Linked DNA regions of Homo sapiens: region 2 is linked to region 1. Evidence: chromatin loops called from intact Hi-C (ENCODE). Cell type or tissue: heart left ventricle. All regions are shown on one strand.

Evidence for each region. A loop is a pair of places that touch in the nucleus more often than their neighbours do. Peaks named below come from ENCODE experiments on the same cell type or tissue, not always from the same donor. Only the 100,000 strongest peaks of a DNase experiment are listed, where the experiment ranks them.
Region 2: a loop joins it to region 1, with 7 times the contacts of the local background. A loop is called at or near these places in 36 of 110 quality-filtered maps.

What each region holds. Positions count from the first base shown.
Region 1 is chr1:98,050,369-98,058,368 of GRCh38, reverse strand. It overlaps LOC124900404 (a long non-coding RNA gene), which reads right to left and starts at 3,990. Exons shown (of 2, transcript XR_007066241.1): 1 at 3,866-3,990. RefSeq lists a silencer at 3,889-4,148. In heart left ventricle, CTCF peaks have their summits at 3,844, 4,046 (motif pointing right) and 7,106 (motif pointing right); DNase peaks (open chromatin) are centred at 4,068, 4,368 and 4,738; H3K4me3 peaks cover 1,302 bases; H3K27me3 peaks cover 4,990 bases.
Region 2 is chr1:97,134,532-97,142,531 of GRCh38, reverse strand. All of the region lies in intron 20 of DPYD (dihydropyrimidine dehydrogenase), which reads left to right. The region is part of intron 1 of DPYD-AS1 (DPYD antisense RNA 1); the gene reads right to left. Among named protein-coding and RNA genes, the nearest start is that of DPYD-AS1, 43 kb to the right of the region's middle. RefSeq lists an enhancer at 4,133-4,262. In heart left ventricle, a CTCF peak has its summit at 4,080 (motif pointing left); no DNase peak of the experiment used is centred here; H3K4me3 peaks cover 533 bases.

The DNA of each region.
Region 1 (8,000 bases):
CCTTGATAGGCAAAAATTCTTGTGAGGAAAGTGGCAGTTTTAAGGAAGTTACTACATCCTATTCATTTGATAATTTTTCATTTCAATGCCCAGTGTATGTTCTCTTTGTAATAACCAGTTCTATTTTCTTAAAAAACACCGTTTTTAATGCATCTCACAATCACAAAACCCAAGATTTTACAGAATTGAATTATTTATACCTTTCCCTCACCAATTATTCCATTGATGAGGGAAGACTACCGTATATCATATTCTAAAAGGGAAAAGTTGAGTTAATCACAAAAACCAATTATAGTAAGCCTTGAAGCTTCTGCCTTAAACTCAAGATAGTGCTCTCTTGCTCTTTGGTTCATCTGCTAGGACAGTCTAATATACATTTGAAAATATGTCAAACATCTTGTTAAATAATTTCCTCTTCGATCTCTTTTTTATATCTTTATCCCAGCTCCTGTACAAGTCTATGTTTTCTCAAAGGCATTTAATCCCCAATTCACAGAAAGACCCTGTGAAGACTCTGGGAAACAGTCTTCCTTGGTCCATGGATGGATCATCTGAGAGGGCTCTACTTACCTGGTTAGGGTTTGCTATGACCATTTACTTCTAATTTCCAGTTGGTGATTTCATTATTTGGCGATTTCATTATTTAGTGATTCATTACTTGGTTTCATTATAAGTTCCTCAAATTTCTTTAACAGAAAAAGCAGAAGAATATCAGCATATTTTTGTCTGCTTTGAATTTTATAACCTATTAAAGGTAATTTTTAAGAAAAATGTCTTTATAAAATGTCTTTATAGCCACTGTTAAGACTGCCATTTGATTCTGTCCCACTCCACCACCAGAATATGTTTCAACAAATGAAGGCCTTTTTTCAGGATTGTTTTATTTTTCCCTCTGTTGAATTCCTAATGCCTAGAACAGTTGCCAAGTTCATGACAATAACTAGTTGTTGAATGAGTGACTGAATCTCTCACAATGAAAGAAGTAGGGACGTGATGCTGTGAGAATGCATGGGTCTTAGAGCTTGAATACAGAAAATCTGGGTTCCAGTTCCCATTCTTCCTCTTACTAGATGGGTGACCTTGAGAATTCTGTATTACCTCTCAGGACATCAACTTATTCATCAGTAAAATAACAGGGTTAGACTAGATCATTTCAAAAAGCCCTTCTTCGGGTCTAAAAATCTGTGAACGCATTTATGGTATAAATTCACACAGACAAGCAAGCTTCATTATATAACATAATAGTTCAAAACTGATATTGATACTAAGGGTTTTAATGAGAGGTGAGAAGAAAAAAAAATCCCAACTTGACAATAACAATCATATTTAAGTAAATTAAACCTTTGGAAAAATCGCAGATCCCCAGCATGACAGGAGGCCATGTGGCCAAATAATTTGCACACAAATGACCCAGAAAGCTAAGACATGGGCTGCAGCCCAATCAGTGACTTAAGGCAGTTCATCTGGTTTTCTCTGATACTTTGAGCCTTACTGAAAATGGAGGAACCCTAAAATCGTTTTTTGAAACATATTCTGGACCTGAACTACCTTTAACATAAAGGGTAAATCAATTTCCACAATTTACTTCAGTACATCATAAGTGTGTCTTAAAATGTGAATGCCAGTCAAAAATCTTTGGTCAATTAATATTGTATATATTTTTTTCTGTTAAAGTGTTCATTCCAGAGGTTTGTTTTGACATTTTTACTGTAACCATTCACCGTTGCAAAGAAGAAATATATGAATGGAGATGAAAAGCACCAAAATCTTGTTAGTGTTAAACTCCTTTGTGAACAAAAGCTAGCAGAAATAAATGTAATGTGGAATGGCTTTCCTGGAGTAGGGTAGGATGGGTCTTGGGGGGTGGAGAAGACTAAATTGGTACTGAGACGAGCCTTTCAGATATCTTTTTAACTGCTTTAACTGCTTTTCAAGCAAAGCTGATGTAGTTATTTTAGTCTTTTGCCATTTTTGTCATTTAATTCACCACTGAGAATAGCCCTATTTCCACATTTGCATCCTTTCAGTATAAAAAGGTATTCACAATTAAGGTGAAAGAAAGCTTCCTCACTGAGAAATATGGGATTCGGGCTGTTAATGATCTACTGCTTAGCATTTTCAGAAAAACCAAGGATCTTTTTGTGTTTCAGCAGTATGGTTAACTGGAATGGATATAGAACCTGGATCTGCAACTCTGGTTTTAAGGCCTGGCTATGCACTTTGCTATGGTAGCTAAATGGATTCATTCTCTCAGTTTTCTCATCTGCGAAATGGGGGTAGGGAGTTCATAACAAACATTTTAAAAAGCAAATATCTCCCTTTGATCAAATGCTTTCATTTCAGGAAAAGAAAATATTTTCTTCTTTTCTTTATGAAAAACAAGACTGAGACCTGAAATATTAGCTTAGTTACTACCAGTCTGAATCCAATACAATAAACCTGAGTTCTCAAGATATCTCTTTTACTGCCTGCTTTCAGATCCTTGCTCTTCTGCTTACCAACTGTTATAACCTTGGTCAAGTAAATAAATCTTCCCAATCCTTACTTTCCTTCTCTGTAAAATGAGAAACTATCGTAGTACCTAATCCACAGGATTGCAGTGGAAATTAAATGAGAAAATGACGATAAAGGTTGCAACACAGCACCTGGCAACGAATAAGCACTCAACACATGTTAGTTTTTATTGTTATAATTGCGATTTTATCCTCAGGAGGAGCTGCAACTCTTTACGACCTGTTCAGATCTCCTGGATTGATGAACACAGAGGAAAGATACCAGATCCCTCTTCATTTCAGCCCCATCCCCTTACTTATTAGCAGTTCAAAGATTCTGCCATCCACCTGAAAATACCAAATAAGAAAACAGACGCCATTTTAAAAGATTGTCTCGTGGATCCTGCCTAGATAGAACAAACTAATTCCGGGGACAGTAAAAAAAAAGTCCTTTGGCTTCTTTCCCCAGAAGAGTGTGTGAAGAAAGTAGAAGCAAATATTAATAGTACTGATCACTTACTAGACCTATCTATACTTATTTTTTGCCTAAGCTTTTGAATTTTTTTCTTAAAAAACTATCATTCTCCAAAGACAGTAAACATCCAGAGGCAACAGACTTTACTAAAAGTCACAATAATCATAGCATACTATGCCCATCTCTAACTCAAGGCTGCCTGAATAGAAAGAAACATTGTGATTTCTAACAACCTTTTCCTGAGAACAGAGAAGCACACAGCCTATTTCACTGTACCACTCAAAGCATATAGCCTATTTCAAGGTTAAACTAGTTTCAAAACGCCATACAAAACTAAGTCATGAATTGTCTAGATAAACAAAACAATCACTTCCCCAGTTCCATAGTGAGGGGTGGGAACACAGGAAACCTCGCAGAAATGGATAACTCTCTCTCTCTCCTCCTCAGTATAAGAATGAAAACTTTTCGGCCCATGCTAGGACTTGGGACTGAAAGTAGGATTCACACTCAGATACGGGAGGAAGGGTTAAATTAAGAGGAATCTGTCTTCCTTTACCCTCCCTCTCCCCAATTCACAGAATAATTATTGGTGTCTACAACCTGAAATATTAGTAAACATTTCCTCCAATAGCTAAGGAAATGCTTCCAGAAACATGCACATCGGTAGTGCTCTTCCAGACTGGCAAGTGTGGGTTTGAAGTGTGTGCGTGTGTGTGTGTATATATATGTGTGTGTGTGAGAGAGAGAGAGAGAGAGATTTTGATGCTTGGAAAACATATTCTAAAAAGCGGCCATAATTTCTTTTTCAGGGGGGCCCCTTTTGGCTCCTTCAGACCTCAGCCCAGAGAACCAGAGAAGGGTCAGAGACGCACGAGGGAGAGGCTGAACTCACACTTACCTTTGACCAGTAGAAGAGGTGAGAGTGGGGTTTGGCGCTTTGTTTGTTTTTGTTTTGTTTTCTGTTGCTTTTAGCACGCCCCCAGCGCCAGGGCACTGGAGGGTGGAGGCGGGTCCGGGCTGGGCAGAGCCCGCGGGGCGGAGGGGACCGAGCGGGCCGCCGCGCCTGCCGCGTCCGGCCAGCAGGGGGCTCCGGCGCTCTTCTCCGGGCGTATTGGGCTCAGCCCGCGCGGCCCGGACCTCGGGCAGGGCAGGGGATCTGGAGAAGGGAGGACCAGGGGAGGAGGGCGAGAGCTTGAGAGAGACAAACGGGGGTGAGCCGCACAGCGGGGTTCCCCAAGAGCCAGCGGAGCCTTCTCGGAGCTGCTTAAGACCTGACAAATCCTGGAGGAGCCAGGCGTTTTCGTGAACGGGGTCTGAGCCTCCGCCTTACCAAGGCTCCCGAGTCCCGCGGGGCCGTCTTGCTCCGGCCTCCAGCCCGGGGCGCCCTTGGCCCGACGGGCAGCCGTCCTTGCGAGGGCGTTAGGGAGTGAGCCGTGGTCTCTGGCCCAAACTCGGGAGGACAGCAGAGAGCTCGGCCAGGGCTGCGGGGAGAGCGATGACTCCCACGCCCCCGCGTCCGCACCAACCGCGCCTCGCGCTTCTGGAGCCGCAAAGCTCAGGCCCACTTAGAGAGGCAACGATTTGTCTATGGATGTCCTGTGTAACCACACCTTTGCTTTGGCTTCCTTTCCTCGATCTGAAATCCAAGGTGGTGGTTGATTTTTTCGCTCTCCTACTCTCCCAGAGGAGGCCCCGGTCCGAGCCAGCGCTGGCGGGCTGCGGCTGCTGAAACTAGAGTTCCTGTGGCCAGAATGGTGCCCCTTGCCCGCTCCAGGGCTTCAGAGAAGAGCGAGCCCGGCCCGGGGCTAGGGTGTCCGGCCTGCCCCGCGAAGGCGCGCTGGGCCTGGAGACTTTGCGCTCTTCACTTCGCCAGACGAGAGTTTAGCCCGGGGCCCGTCCGCGACACCTGGCCTCCGGCGGTTTTCGGGACCCTCTCTCAAAACTGCGCGAGCGCCGAGATCACTCTGGTATTAGCTCCCTTTAGATGAGGAAGGCATTGTATCTTTCTAAGGGGGTCTCTCAGACCTAAGTTATTTTGGTCTGCAGTGGTAGTAATGGCCTTGAATTTGTTTAAACTTACTGCCCACGACACCCTCTCCCCAAATCCCCCTACACCCACACAGTACGCTCCATCACGGCCACCACCACTCCCACTCCATTTGCATTTGAAAACCTCTGGAAACATAAGCGCTTTCAGGATGAACTCTCTCTCTCTCTCTCACTCTCTCTCTCTCTCACTGTCTCTCTCTCTCTCTCTCTCTCTCACACACACACACACACACACACACACACACACACAGCCCGCCAAGTGGAAACTGAGTTGAGTCATAGGATGCATATGAATAGGATTGGATGGTCCTTTGCTTCTGCGGATAAGAATGTTTAATAACCCAGGATTCCGGGCAATAACAGCATTACAGGGTTTCTAGAACTCTGTTCTGATCCTTTAGAAATTGTTAGAACAATAGTAATGATAGTAGGAGGAGAAGTAGGACTATGTTTTTCAAGGCACTTGCAAGCAATCTGCTACATCGTTTATGGGAGAACTTAAAAATATTCCCCTTGATTAAGACTCACAGGTCAAATATCATCTCTCTTTTCTGCATGCTAATTAAAAGCAACTCTGTTCTTAGGTATTTGACAGTCATTTGAATCAAGATACTTGAAAATTTCTGACTCAATAGCAATGTGCTTCAGTACACACAATCAAGTATAATCATATATATGTGAGATATGACTTTGAAGAGGAGATGACTTTTTTAAAAAAAAGACGCATACTCAAAGACAACTAGAAATGGCTGCTGCAGGCAACCAGTCACTGCTCTGACTACAACATATTTGTGCAATTAATAGTCTCACAACCTAGTCCAAATCCCCTCTTTACTTGGAGCAGGAGTGTTAATGAACTGTAGATGCAAAGCTCTTAATGTATAGATGTAGTGTCCTCTTGAAATTTAACAAGCTTTGAAAATGTAATAAAACAGAGATAAGTATTCAGGTTATTTTTAGTTTGTGTTGGCTTGTTGTGTTTTTAATATTGTTTAAAATATGACACAGTTATCCTCAGTTCCTATCCCATATGTCCATTCTGGAGGATCCAGAAAACATATCAGTAGTTAGGGTAACAAAAAATCCTCCAAAAAAGACCCAAGTTTTGCCAGTAAACTTTAAGTCTTTATTGAGCATTTCATAATAGCTTTAAAAAAACAAAGTGCGGTTCATGTTTCTAGCTACTTTCATACAATGTTGAAATAATACTATAATTTGACTAGGTAAGATTCTTATTGATTGCTAATTTGGTGTTAGAATTGATTATATTTCACATAATGATATCCCACTGCTCAATGAGATGAATATTTATGTAATAGGGAAATACCATTGCTGGTTTCTTTACAACTCAGTGTGAATAGCCACATCGTTGACTTCCAAAGAATAAAAGAATCTTTCCATAAACCTTCTGAAGTCGTTTCTATAAACTTGCTCCACTTTCTAATATTGTGAAAGAGTTGATGTAATTTAATTTCTATTCTGTCAATTATAAATTTATTTCATCTTGGCAAGGTGCCCTATTTGGAAAAGTTGATTGTGGGAAAGGATGATAGTATAGCAGGAATATGGAGGTTGAAATAATGTTTAATTTTATAATCAAGATAAATGGTGTAATTGACCTCATCATATCAGGAGCAGGGAGAATCTGAAATGGTTTGATTTGCACACACTTCATTGAGTCTACCAAAAGCATACTGATATCAAATTGCCCAGGGCTATATATTTATTATGAGAATTCATAATTCCAATCCTGTTACATATGTTTTTTTTTTAATTTTGCTGGATCTTATGGAATAAGGATAAGGGAAGATGAAGAAAACTATACTAAATGTGTCAAAATGCTCCTTGTATCACAACAAAGTGGATGGTTTACTCAATGCAGCTAAATTCTCAGAAGAAAAACTGAAGTCACATCTTTAAAGAGCATTTTTCTTAATGTACTACCTATCTGTAAATAAATAGTTTAAACCATAATGAAAGCAAACTTAAAAAGTTGACTCTAGTTAAATATTGGGAGAGACTGAGTAACTTGTGTACCATCAATTTCCTGAGGACTTGGCCAAATTCTGCCTGCACTTTCAGCCTAACCTGCAGGGGGCAATAGCTTGACACGAATGACAACAAAGGCTGCTGAACTATTAGACTTGAATATCTGACTATGACCCTGGAATGTTGTGTAGGTTGGAAAGAGTGCTTAATTAATGTATATTGAAACAAAAGATCAGGTAAATTGTTTGATTTGTCTTCAAGCTATATTTTTAGACTAATTTAATTCATAACTGTTAGGTTTTTTTTTCCTTAAAGAGATTATCAAAGTTTTAGGAGACACATTCATCTTTAGAATTTTCCTGAACACTAATTGTTTACTACAGAATTTATGTAATGTATGTTACCAAAGAAAAGACAGCAGAATCAAAGTGACCATAGTTTTCAGTGTTCAAATGGATGACAAAAATCAGAGGAAATATGGAATTTTGAGATATATTTAATAAAAGATAGTCACATATCTAGATAATAAACCCTATTTCAATATTTTTTAAACCTATAACTATAAATGGGTGGGGGGCAGTCATCCCATTGTTTGCAATATGTCTTCTTTCCATGTATCAAACATTATTTTTTAAAACTGGTTTAAACTTAAAATCACGATCAACAATTAGTGAGTTATCTCTTTTATTGCTATATATTTTTCTATTACAAGTGGAATAGAATTTATTGGCTATCGATAATCCACACTCTCTTTCCCTCCTTCTCGGTATTTCCACTCCCTCCCCCATCCCTATATTTCCCCATCAACTGATCTGGGAAGACTGGAAACAGACCAAAAGGGGTTTTGGCTAGAGAGAGTAATTACAGAATTAGAAAGGAAAACTCTTCTCATCTCCTCACTGCAATCATACTTAATGTTCATTATGTCAATTTTAAATGATACAAAATGCCTTCCCCAAAAGGCATCCTGGTTTTAAGAAGTCAAAAGGGTACCT
Region 2 (8,000 bases), 920 kb after region 1:
CTGTTTGAAAGAGACTGACAACATCTCTGGAATCTTTTGTTTCTTTTTTCTTGTTTTTCTTTTCATTTCTCTTCTTTGGTCCTTGAGAAAAAGAGAGATTCGCATGTATTTATAATTCTATATGTGTAGTAGAACCATATGAAGGAAACTAGTTTCTTTTTCTTTTCTAATGTTACATGAAGTTTTCTATAAAATATATTTGTCAGAATTTTCAAGTTGGCTTTTCACATTTAAAAGCAGAAATGCTTGCCAAAGTCTAACTGAAGATAGATTTACTTATCCCTAATGTACAATATGATTATTTGCACCATAAAAGGCCCAATACTCTTTGAGTGCAAGTTGACTTGAAGAACTATCTAGATTGATTCTGTTAATTTATTTTAATTTTTACTAGGGTTTACATTTCTATTCTCTCTGCATTCTATGGGGATAAAGCTCAAAGTATAAACCTTGAGTGCTTCCAAATCTAATTAGTACATCCTACTCCAAACAGCCTAACAAAGAGTCAATCAAAGGAGTTCTTTGACCTGCTACTTGATTTGAGAGTTCCTAAGCAGTTTTCGTGTGTGGTTCTAGAATACCCAGAATGCTGATTTTGGTAGGAGGCTGTGGATATGTACTGCGGCTACTTGGCAAAGGAGTCAGTAACTCCTCCCCTGACCCCGGAGGGTTCTGTAATGCCTCAAATGGAATCCAGTTAACACGACACAGAGGCCTCTGGGCATCTATTGCCATCCATTCATTCAGCTAAGATGACTGAAATTCCTACCATGTGTCAGCCACTGTTCTAGACACTTGGGATTTATCCATTTAAAAAAGGAACCTACCCTTGTAGAACTTATATTTAAGTAAAAGAGATAAAAATGAACAAACAGTAAAGATAATAAATGATAGTATATTCGGTGATAAGGGCTATGTAAACAGGAAGGGTGGAGAAGGCAAGGGAGCTCAAAAGTATGGAAGTCAGGAGACAGGTTGCATTTTAAAGGTTAGACAGCAGTGAGTATGGACCTTTTAGAGAAAGTCTCATATGAGCAAAATGTGAAGGAAATGAGAAATAAGCCTCGTGGATGTCTGTGAGAAGAGATTTCCAGGCAGAAGGAATAGCGAGTAAAAAAGCCTTAAGGATCAGCCAAGAGTAGGGTGTCTGGAGTAGAGTAGATAGGGGGAGTAATAAGAGACAAAGTCAGGGAGGTAAGTAAGGTAGAGTAGAGGAATAGTGGCCATGCTCATGCTCTAACTTAGTTCCCTTCTAATTCAAGAACCTGTTAGTCACCTTCTATGCACCTCGTGCCTCGCTTGGTCTTCCCAGCTTCCCAGTTCGGTCTGGCATACACTTATTAAGCTTCCATTATATGCCAGGGACTGTGTTAGAAAATGCAAGCACAATCCTACATGAAGCGAGATCACTATACATCTTCAGTACTTCCCATTCCATTTTGGATCACTATGACAAGGTTTGCAGATGTGATATGTACTCAGAAGTGAACTTTCCCTACCTCCTCATGTTTACAGATCTATTAGACGTATGATCCACTCAGCTCACACTTACATTTGGCTTCATGTCATCACACAAAAATTAATTACTTGATTATTGGGAAAAAACAGTATTATAGTGTACCAAATGAGCTGCACTTTCAAAACAAGCCAGAAACATCTTTATTCTCTTAAAACCCACTAAGCTCCTCTTCTTGGCTATGGATAAAATCCCAGAGTTTTTCTGATCACTTCCAGACATTAGAACACCCTCAGATAATAAAGAGTCCAGCCAGGAAACTTGTGGCTCTCCTCTTATTTAAACAATCTCTGCTTTAACCTGCACTAGGCCCTATAGCATCAGTAGAGAAAAGGCCGGATGCTTAGGTCGTCTGTGATTATCTTCTGCCTCCCTCTCCCATCCTTCTTCTCCACTTCTCCATGTCACCTGTGATTCCTCCATTGTGCTGGGAAAGGATGAAGCATATGAGGCTAAAAGATGATTGTGTAGTGCTCTTATGGCATGGTTGTGATATTGATGCAATCAGGGCAGGTGCCAACTCTTTTTCTTAAAGGATACCTCTGTGGGATCTTCAGAGCCTCCCATTCTGTCTCCCTGGTGATACCTTCTGCTCTGCCCATTATGATTTCCTATGCTTCGGCATTTCACCCCTGAAGTCTCTTTCTACTGGGATTACCTCTCCTTGGCAGGGCTTTCAATGTAGTTATATTGCAGCAGCTTTCCAGAGTGTCCCCAAAAAAAACTCCTGTCTCTGTCATCATAAGCAAACACCTCTACTGGCCCTACTATCAGGGAACCCTCACAACCAACCTCTGACATACAGGCCTTTCTCAGCAGTAGTCAGACACCAGCCTCCTTACTTTAACCCTCCACAGCTACCCACCCAAGCACCCAGGGGCATGTCCATGTTCAGGTTGCTAAGACTGGTATCACTACAGTCAGCAAGTGTCCCATAAAGGCAGATTTTTTCCAAGTAGCAAATAGGTAGCCCAGAGTAAAAAAAAAAAAAAATGTCAGTTGCCTCTTTGGGCAAGTACCCCACTCTTGATTGTATTTAGAGTGTCTTCTGTCACTTGGCTTGAGGTAGCGGAAACAGAACATTCTACAGGAGAGAGCAGAGAAAATTACAGCACTTTTTCTGGGCTATCAATACATAATCTTTTCTCCAGTGTCTTCTCTGCCTCTCCTTAGAGCTATGGGTGACAGGGAAAGATCCCAGACCTACAGAGTAAATTTGAATCACATCTCACCAAGTCCTGCCTGATCCACCTTTAGAAAGAAGGAGATTTGCCAACATTCCTTTCATAGTTGGGGCCTCATCTAAGACTGAGAAACATCTTATGACATCCTATTACAATAATGCTGCCTTTGCCTTTAATCTGTTGTTCGTAAACATAAAAAATCTTTTCAGTCTAGAAATATCTGGTAGTGTGGTAATGACGTTTAAAACCAAGGATGTAATGATACTTCAGTTGGTTAAACTCAAGTTTTGTAAAGACAGGTCCAAGATTTTTTAAATCCATGAATAGAACCCAGTCTTGGGGTTTAATACTGTTTCATTTTCTTTTGCATATCTAAACTTATGAGTGTTATTAGGTTTTTCATAATGTTTTGATTTTTCTTTAAAAGATTCATCTTGTGAAGCCATTTTCAGAATACATAAATTTTTTTTTATTTTTATAACTTGTTTCTCAGAAGAACAAAAAACACTTTGCAGTTTTCTAAAAATCCCACTGGCGTGATCCAATTATAATTAGAGAAATCCAGCTACAGCATCAGAAATGAGATGGAAGGAATCTGAGGCACCATGACTGACTTGTTCATCACCGATGAACCGAATCTGGCATCGATCAGAATAGGATCAACAGAATTGTAGAATTCTTAATTTGGAGCTATTATAGGAAATTAATTTACATTTTGGATAAGATTTACTAATCCAAAAACTTAAAAAAGAAATATCCAATTCTGGCAGACTTCTTTTTCGAAAGGACCAAACTCAATGACAAAATTTTAGAATTCCTGAAAAGAGTTAACTGGAATTACCTTGGTGTTTTATTTGATAGGTAATATTTACTACCCACAAGCCTTTGTTATGAGGGTGGAATACATCTACCCAAGTCAGTCATGTGACTGGAATCAGTGAAAGCTCGTCACTGGTGCTGCACAGTAACTCATAAGCAGACAGAAAGCCAGAGGAGAGCTCTTCCTTCTCCAAATCCCTGGAAAATGCATTGCCTTAATTAGCAAACACTATCTTGAGTGACTCCTCTAGAGACTCCCAATTAACTAAGCTTCTAGACTAACATGAATTCTTCTCTCTTATTAGTTCATATTTATGTTTTTTAAATCAACAAAATTTCCCAACACTTTGTCACCCTAGAACCCAACCTTTATGAACATTTTTTGCGAGAAAAATGCAAAAGAATGAAACTAATGCAGTTTATTAAGCAAATAATCTTAAAAGCAGCCCACAACACAACTGCTCACCAGCTCGCAAGCTCACCGGATTATATTTCCTGCTGTTTTCAGTTACTTCTATTTATACTTCTAACCGGATGAACTCACCATGCCCCCTACTGCTTAAGAGCAATACTACCACAGTGTAGCACAACACAGCACATCCTAGTATTCTCCAGAGATTTCCTTCTGGCCATATGGTAGCTTTCAGAATGCTTGTTGAACAACATTGTTTGTCTCCCCTTGGTCACCAATGCCAGGATAAATCTGTGGAGTCATGCTGGCAGAAGAAATGGCCTCCAATCAGCAACAACAAACAAGTTCTTTATTACTGACCCCACCATCTGTCCCTGTTTCCACATGCCATTCTCATATAGAAACAGGTTTCCGCCAGGCCAGGTTCAGTGTGCATCCAGCATCTACCATTAGGTCAGCTTGAATATCCAGATTACAACTGTGCTTATCCTCTTACCTAGCTAACATCCTTTATCCAGAATGGAAAGTGGTTGGTGGACACTGAAAAAAGCCTGTGAAAGCCGTACTGCTGATAAGAGATATGTTTGCTAACGTCTTGGATTAGGGATGTGTACTTAGTGGAGATATCAGCCTCGGTGTGACAAAAGCAAGATGTAAGTATTACTTCCTTTATGTTAAGGTGTGCACCCACCAAGACCACTCTGCTTATAAACAGTGAATATGGAAGGAGTGTTCCCTGGTACTTTAATTATCAGCCCATTTTTACAATTGTGTAGCCAGAGATGTTCCCAAGATGAAGTTGTTTCCTAAAGGCTCATTTCAGAGAGGTAGATCATCCTACATGCTTTGCCATTGTAGTTTCAATATAAATACTTTAGGCCTGCTTGCAGCGCATCTTGAGTGCTCAAAATATCACATTTAGTGACAAGGATAAAAAAGACAGTGCTCTCAAACCAGCAATATTAAAGTAAGTGTGCCAAGAGCACATTATGAAAAAACTGATGGAGATACAGAGCCGACAGAATGTCTGCAGAGAAGCGCAATGAGAGAAATTGTCTTTCCCTGTTAATACCATTATGAGAAAGCTCATGGAAAGTTATTTTATTAAGTGTTTGTGTTATTAAAACCTATTCCCCTGTCTGAAATTTAATGCTACACAATGTACTAAATAGTCAGGTTTCAAGAGAGATGATAAACCTGGAAGAATTACATTACTACCCAAAGTATTGGTCATTGTACAGGGATTTAAAATTTAACAACCACATTAAACACCAAGCCAAATCAATAGTAATATTTTCAGTCTCTCCGAGGCAGATGACTGAATATGCTGAAAGCATTGTGGGGTTGTGTGGCACTGTGTTAGCTGGTCCATGCATCATTGAGGCCCGTGTCTGGTGTAATCAGCTCTGGGAAGACACTGTATTCTTAGCATTCCCGGAAGGCCTGCTGTTCCACAGCAACAAAAGACACAAGCACGGCACAGTACCACAGCACCAGCCGATGAACAATAAACCTGGTTCAGATTGAACTATTTACTTGGCATTTGCTATATCCTTAGGCTCCACTGGAAAAATTAATAGGTGGTCAGCTTTAGCAAATATCACAGTGATGGAATAAGGAGATTTGTTAGCCAACAATTTCTGATTTGTGTCACTTGTAAATATGATGGTTTTAGTTGTCCATTTTAACGATTCTTTCTAGTCGACAAATACCTAGCTGACTACTCTTTACCAGTGTCAAGGATGGCATTGAAAAAAACAAAAAAGATCTAGCTGATTTTGGCTCAGAAGTTCTTTCTTCTTGTCATAAATTTGCGTTCTTGCCTTCTTTAAAGGTGTCATTTAATGGCAGCACCTTATTTTTACTGACAGTGTTTTTGGGGAAGTTCAGACTATTCGTTCGTGATTCATCCAAATACGTGATTCTCCCTTGGATTCCAGCACAATTTGTGACCTTCTAATACTGAAGCACTAAATATCATTCCTGCTTTGATGGCAGGAAGTTTCCAGGGAAAAACCTAGGTGGGTAGGAATTGAGAATTCCATGAGAGAGATACTAAGATACCCCAGTCTGGCATGGGAAAAAAAATCTCATTACGTGTCCAAAAGGAAAAACACACACATGTGTATACATGACTGGATTCGCGAGGCAGTCCACACAGTGTAGGAGAGTGCCACTGAATCCCAGTGCTAAACATGAGACATGCCTCTCATTTTCTCGTCTTTAAAACAGGAATAATAACAGTACTGACCTCATAGGGTGATTGCGAAGACTATATGGAAAAAAGAAACATGTTTAGCACAAAGCATAGCACAATGAGTGCTCAGGATTTTATTTGTGTAATGATTCCTAGCATTTTTAAAGCTTAGAGTTTTATGAATGGAGACTCTGATTTAGGATCATGCTGGATTTCCAACCTTTAAAATTATGCAAGTCATTCTTGTGTGGAAGCAGAAAGTGAATAAATGGATTGGCATCAAACAACATCAGACTGGCAACAGGGAGGCCTAAATTTCAGTCTTAACGTTATATTGACTCAGCTCGCTACTTCTGGGAATGATAGTAACTCCTCGGGCCTTGGTTTCCTCATTTGAACTGAGGGAACTGGACTCTATCAAAGTCCTTTCTGATTTAAAGAACGGTGATCCTGGCTGTGTTCTTCCTTGCATGCAGAAAATGGCCATAGTCCATTGTAGAGGAATTTTGAAAAATAACAGAAACACTCTCTCAGCCTAGTATTTCCACTATTAGTCCATCATTTTTTAACAAGGTCCATCATTAAAAATCCTGTCTAGACATCTGCTTTTAAAAGACAGCTATCAATCAATCAATTTAGCTATTGAGTACCCATGTGGGGTGAGTATAGAGGATAGAAAACAAGAAATCCTGTTCTACCATAAAACCTTGAAATCTACTTGGAAAGAAAAAAGACACTATTTTTTAAAAATTAATATTTAGTAAGGGTCAAATGAGGAACACAGGCAACAACTATTCCACTCATGTTCCTACATGTCTTTTAAAGTAGTTTACCAATTTAAAACATTAAAGGTAATAAAATTTTTAAAATTTAAGACACAGCAGAAATTATTTAGAAAGCAAGAAGTGCTTGTATGGGAAACAAAAGATAAGCTATATTATTAAAACAGGACATCATGTTTTGCTGTAAACTTATTGGTAGCCAAGAAACTAAAGAAATTCATGAGTTTTATAGCTCTCATGGTCTGATAAAAGGGGATGTCTAGGTTTGTCTTAAGAGACAACACTTTGCTCCTGGCAGTAAATATTGGGAAAATTTTGTTACATGGATCCATATTTAATGAACACTTAATAATTTACTGTACAATGCCTATAGCCGGGGTTTTGTGAAAAATACAAAAGTGTCTTTCAAATACCTATACCATATCAATTTTTAGTGAAAGCTAAGGATTAGCTAAATCAACTCAAAAGAAGTATGCTCGAGTGAACCTAAGCTAATAAAATCTAAGAACGTTGCTTCTTGGTGACCAAACTTAATGCTTAGGGAAACTCAGAAAAATGGTGGATTAAGCTGTCTTTTAGGCTGATTTTTTAAAATATCAATTATCTCCAAAACACTTTTTAAATAAAAAAAATATATATATATAAGACCCCACCTGGAAAGAGTAACCCACTAGGTACTGTTCACCTTTGCGTAAATTATTTTATCAGATCTTTTTCTATTTAAACTCCCAACACTGAGGTACTTTCAAATCCATACCTTGGTTTCACTGAGAGGAGGTTAAGTGTCAAAGGCAACGTTAACTTACTTCATCATTATGCCGAGGGCTACTAATAAGAAGCAACATCTCACGTGGCCCTGCAGAGCTGCGCTGAACCTTTAAAAGTATGTAGTAAAAATTCTCTGCTAACTGGGCCACCACCAACTTCAGAAAGTCGTGTCAAAATAGAACATTCAAATAGTGAAAATCTACTGATATTTTAAGATTTAACCAAATGGTCACCCTCTTTAAGGAAGCCTTTGTTGACACGTTTCCTCCTCTTCCTCCCCAAACTTGGTAAAATGGCATAAATGTTAATTCAATTCATTTAA